Regions from separate parts of the Homo sapiens genome. Here region 1 is linked to region 2. The links are chromatin contacts, found by Hi-C or POLR2A ChIA-PET in ENCODE. All regions are on one chromosome and are shown on one strand. The core of a region is the stretch at or near the end of the contact, and the rest is flanking DNA. Distances in the headings are between cores, read along the strand shown.

Evidence for each region. Hi-C counts contacts between places; a loop is a spot of excess contacts on that map. ChIA-PET counts read pairs that join two places held with the same protein, here RNA polymerase II (POLR2A). Pooled maps may share reads with other maps.
Region 1: a loop to region 2 is called in a map of HepG2, with 10 times the contacts of the local background. The contact joins two enhancer-like sites. A Hi-C loop is called at or near these places in 10 of 168 maps with a recorded cell type or tissue (HepG2, MCF 10A, PC-3 and 4 more), 1 of 37 single-sample maps with no recorded cell type and 13 of 50 pooled maps. POLR2A ChIA-PET finds 5 or more read pairs at or near these places in 4 of 52 experiments (A549, CD4-positive, alpha-beta T cell, OCI-LY7 and 1 more).

What each region holds. Positions count from the first base shown.
Region 1 is chr6:188,507-191,206 of GRCh38, reverse strand. LINC03066 (long intergenic non-protein coding RNA 3066) reads left to right here. Exons shown (of 8, transcript NR_126020.1): 3 at 1,558-1,731. Among named protein-coding and RNA genes, the nearest start is that of LIRIL2R, 9.5 kb to the right of the region's middle. RefSeq lists an enhancer at 1,839-1,898. Within about 2 kb of position 1,391, at least 3 of the 41 ENCODE cell types and tissues checked have a DNase peak (open chromatin) inside an H3K27ac peak, as active enhancers do.
Region 2 is chr6:359,602-362,301 of GRCh38, reverse strand. No RefSeq gene overlaps it. Among named protein-coding and RNA genes, the nearest start is that of IRF4, 31 kb to the left of the region's middle. RefSeq lists an enhancer at 662-1,161 and a silencer at 1,017-1,209. Within about 2 kb of position 1,399, at least 2 of the 41 ENCODE cell types and tissues checked have a DNase peak (open chromatin) inside an H3K27ac peak, as active enhancers do.

The sequences.
Region 1 (2,700 bases), core at 142-2,641, 170 kb after region 2:
GGACCAGGACACAGGGAAGCCCAGTCACAGCCCCGAGGCACGAGACAGCAAAATCACTAAGCACAGAGCTATCAGGCCTCTGTTGCAGCGCTGGTAAAGCTCTAAGAAAGCACAGTTAAGCATCAGGAGGGTGTCACTGAAGAAGGGAGACTTAGGTTGAACTCCAGCTGGGACTCAGATGTGAGCAGTTGCCATGAGGCTCCTGAGAACTGTCTAGCTCCTGAGTGTGGTTCCCTCCCAGGTAGGACGGGAGGGGTTCAGGGGAGGCAGAGGCTTCTGACTTGCCTTCCACAGTGCTAGGGAGCCAATGTCTGTCCTTGAGCAACCATAGCAATGTAACAAAACTGGTTCTTTATGGTTTGGGGACTGCAGCACTTTGCAGAGGATTGGCTGGGGAAAGACAGGTCAGTAGACAGAGGCCCCCTGGAGGTGAAGGTGCAGGCTGGGGAGTGGGCGTGGGAGATACAGGGAGGCTTGGCTAAGGCTGGCATTAGGGAGCAGGAAGACACAAAGCTCTGTCTCAGGCTTCTTGCTTGGGTGTTGTTCTGGGTTGAATCCTGATTCTCTTTTCCTCGAAAAAGAAAGTTTCTATGTTGAAGTTCAAAGCAGTTCTTGAAAATGTGACCTTATTTGGAGACAGTGTCTTTACAGAAGTAATCAAGTAAAAATGAAGCGTTAGGGTGGGCCTTAATCCAATATGACTGGTGTCCTTACGGAAAGGAGAAATTTGGAGACATGGACACACACGGAGAACATGTGAAGATGAAGGCAGAGATGGCAAACACAAAGATGGCTAGCAAACCACTAGAAGCCCTCAGAGGCTCCAACTCCGCCAGCACCTTGCTCGCAAACTTCTTGCCTCCAGAACCGTGAAAGTATAAAGTTTCCGAGATCTTAGGCCCCCTGGTTTGTGGTTCTTTACAGCTCTGACAAACACACACAGATGCCTATGAAAGGGTGATGGCCTCAGAGGGCTAGGGGCTGGGGAAGCCAGCCGGTTTGAAGAAGAGAGCTTGTGTGGGGTGGGACCTGCTGAGGAGGGGTCCAGCTTGGAATGTGGGAGTTGTCAGGAACCCCTGATTGGAGCCAAGGAACCTCCTGGCACAAAGCAGTGAGTTACCAGTCTCAGGGGACACTTAAAATTGGAGCTGGCAAGGGGAAGGATTAACAAAGGTGGCAGAAAACAGTCACAGAGGTAGGACAGGGCAGAAAAAAAAACAAAAAAAACAGTCACAGAAGCAACGAGAAGAAACTGTTGAGAGGGTTGAAACCCTGGGGACAAAGCAAGTGGGAGCAGGCCGCCCCGTTGCTGTTGAACGCCCCGGGAGTTCCAGTCCAACCGGGAGGTTTGCCTCCCCACTCCGAAGGAGAGGGGGCTGCCCAGGGGGAAAGGACTGGCCTTCAGAGTGAAAGGAGATTTTCAGCTATTTGTTATTTTGGCCATTGTCCTAGGGCAGGGGCCGTTTCTGAAGTTTTATGTGGAGACTGAATTTAAATCCAGCCACTGAGCTGAAGAGAACAAGATGTACTTTTTTGCTTTCTCTCTTTTACTCTTAGAAACTTCATGATGATCAACCACACCTCACATTTGCTTCATTCAGTCTATGGACCAGGAAGAATTTTCTGTGACACATTCAGGTTCTTACTCATTTACAGAGTCACAGATCTGTCAGCCTGGGAACCGGCCCCCAAATGGAAGACCTAGGCAGTTCTGATGGGTCCATCTGCAAGGTATGTTTTGCAAAGGGCCCCTTTACGTTGAATTCCCTTTCCCTGAAACATGGCAGGGGAGGAAGAAGACACACACAAAAACCCTGTGTTCTGAAATAACAGGAATTCAGTGACAGGCCTCAGAGGCTTGTTGTGTCCTTCAAAAGTCATCCTCAGAGGTAGGGCCATGTCAATGTGAGAATCTGTATTCAAATGAGGAAGCCACCTTACCCATGAGGGCCCTTGTGCTGAATTTTATGGAAAGATCTGGAAGTGTTGCCCACACTCAGGTACTATTAGCAAGTGTGGGGTTCATCCGTACATCAAATAAGGGAAGCTGATGTAGAGATGAACCCGTGCCTGCTGATTGGTAGGATTCGGATCTGCAGGATTATATGTGTGACGCTTAGGAGTTGGGTACAACTTTGTTAAAACAGAAACATTTTCTCACCACACCAAAGAGGCTGTGGCAAGGCCTGCTTCTCCCACAATCATCTGGCTCCCTCTAGCGGGTCCCTGGCCACTGGACAGTGAGGTGGAGACTATGGTCTCGCCCACGCTAGCTGACCGACCCATCTGTCAACTCCAGCCCAGAGCTGTGGGGAAAGGAGTCGGGGAACCACCTGGAGGCTGAAATTCGGATGGAGCCCTCAGCTCTCAGGCACCCTCCTTCGTGAAGCCTTCCCAAGTCTCCCTGTGGTTTATCACACGCTTATGTGTGTTGATGTATCAGGCACATATTGCCTAAGAATTCACGTACGTCTGTCTTTTTCTCTAGACCATGAATAACTTGAGTATATATTTTTTCTGTGTTCATTTTTGTTTTCTTGGCACCTAGTACAGTGCCTGGGACAATAGTGTTAAAAAATAAGTGTTTAGGCCCAGCGCGGTGGCTCACGCCTGTAATCCCAGCACTTTGGGAGGCCGAGGCGGGCGGATCATGAGGTCAGGAGTTCAAGAGCATCCTGGCTAATATGGTGAAACCCCATC
Region 2 (2,700 bases), core at 150-2,649:
GCGTTCTAGAATTGGCCAAATAAAAGTAGTTTTCTGGATTCTGACATAGATGAAGGAACAATACATTTTTTTTTTTGTAATCTCAGAAAGAAACTATTGGACAGAAAATCTAGAGAATCTTTTTTTTTTTCCCTAAGAAACTACATAAAAGATGTTGCAAACTAAAACAGATTTGGAAACCTGAATGCCACGTGTGGCCCTGAAGCGTTCACAAAGGCACTGTGAAGTCTAGGCCGGGAGTCCGCAGCGGGGACGTGGTGGTCAGTCCAGTGGCTCACGTTGTTCAGTGTTAACCTGGGCATTTTATAGCAGTGCGGGAGGCCGGTATCAGAAGCTGTGCATCTTTCAAAGAAAAGTTGCTTTAAACAACTGTTTCAATTGCCACAGTGAACTTTGTTCAGAGCTAGTTTCACAGCAAACAGTCAACATCAAACTCTTCCAAGAAATGAGCGTACATTGAGAGAAAGGCAGTGGAAGAAAAAATCTAGGAAATAGAACAAGGCTATCAGATAGTAAGTGCATGGATCTGAGTGAAAGGTGACAAGAATCAGGTCAATGATAGGCTCAGAAAGAGACAATAGTTTAAAAACCCAAACCAGAAGGTGGACGAAGCTAGAGGCTGGAGCTGCAGGAGCAGTTCACGCAGGTGGAGACAAATGAGCTTGACACCAGGCTTCCCTCGCCTCCAAGTGCAGCCCCCACCCTCTCAGGTGGGTACGTGGCATCAGCTGGGTGGGGGTACGCACACAGCTGGAGGCACAGTGGGGCCAACAGTAATTTTGATGATCTGATTTCAATGCAGAAAAAGGGAATGAACGTGACAGGATGATTTTTTTAAGCTTAAGGAAGCAAAAAAGAAAGCTTAAGAGGCTAACACTCAATTCCTAAAACTTTCTTTTTAACAGAAAGTCCCAGAAACAAATGATGTCAACACACGGAGAAGCTTACGAAGCTCCAGGTGGACTAAAGCTGGCCCTGCCTATTCCACAGCATGCGAAGGGCAAGGAAGGGCTGAGCGTATTTCTAAAGGTGGGGTGAGTGAGGACTCGGGGAGCAGGAGTTTTGCTCCCAGGCAGACCGCTCAGCCAGGCACTCGGCCAGCATGCTAGTAACAGCGAGGTGCACACGCAGCTCCAAGACTGCGCTCTTTCTGTGAAGGATACACAGACTTTGTATCCGCAGCTCTGAGGGATGAGCTGGGGCCCCCGCAGCTGTCCTTGCTGGCTCGCGGGGTGCAGCAACTTCCTGAAACAAGCAAGGCCACAGTGAGGCTCTGACAACAGGCAAAGGGAGGGAGGAGCAGAGACATGCCCAGTGATTTGACAAGGGTCCGAGGGTCCGCGTGGAAGGTGACCCAGCACCTACTGCGTACCAGTCCCTTCTAAGTGGCAGAAAAGCCCCAGGCCCTGCTCTCAAGAAGCTTAAGGTCTCCTGGCAGGAAGGCGGGAGCCCCACCTTAGAGAAACTGTACATGGTGATTCTCAGTACAGTAAGAGGCATTTGCATGACTGGGCCTCATCAAACATTCACAAATATTTAAATTAGATCACATAATCAAATAGAGGTGTTCTGTGATTTTTTAATTTTTTTTTGGCAGTAGAAGTAGTCTTAACAAGCTGTATCTACATAAATTATTATGTTATTATAAATCTGACTCTGAAATGCACTTGGGGAAATGGTAATTTAAAGACACCCTAAAGGGGTTTCTTTGACAAAGAGAAACAGGGAAGCTTCCGCCTCTATCGGCCTCCTGTGAGACGCAGACTTTCCTACGCTGAGTCTCTTAGCGGGAGGGATACCCACAGAACACACTCAGGAAAAACAAAGCAGCTTTCTCATCCAGAGTCCTCAACAATCACCAGTCACCTTCAGTTATCTTTGAAGAAAGGACTAGAAAGAATGAAAGAAGCTGTGAAAAGTCAGATAATTTTCAAGACCTTTTCACTTCTGTTTCTGTAGAAAAAATGAAATGGAACCAGTTGGCAAGTGTGTCAGGTGTCAGGGAAATCCGATTAATGACACCCTTCTATATGACAATCATTAATAACCATGGGATAAAATAAGGGATAGAAAAAACGCATGCAGTAAAGCTTTTCTTTTATTGAATTTTATATTTATCATACCAGTTAAAAAAAACCAAGAAAATAAAATAAATATTACAGTAAAAAAGGGACATGCACGTGGCGATTCTTGGCACAGAAAGAGGGCGTGCTGCGTGACAAATATTTCAATCAGATCATATCGCTCAACAGAGGTGCACTGCAGTTTTTTGTTCGTTTTTGTAGAGGTAGTTTGGGAGCATGGTGGGTGCCCCTGAGCTCCAGCCTCTTCTGGAGGTACGTGCTACTCTGGTCACACCCAGGTGAGGTTGGGGCACAGGGCCGGGCATCTCTGCACCCTTCCCCAACCCTGGCTCCTCAGAAGGGCAGTCCCTGCTGGCAGCGCCCATGGGGCTGGTGGAGAGGAGGTGGGACCGAGCTGTAGTTGGAGGACCCAGCGGCCTCCTCCTCTTGTCACAGGTGTAAACCCCCCAGTGTGCCGTCTGCACCCCTAATGCTGCTTCTGCTTCTGGAGAACCCAAGCCACCGCAGCCAGTCACAAGGAGATGATGGCGATGGCCCCCACATTGTCACCTCATTTGTTCAATTCTTCCATGGAGAGGTCCCTGAGGCGTCCAGTCCAGGCAGTGGTTCCTGCTCC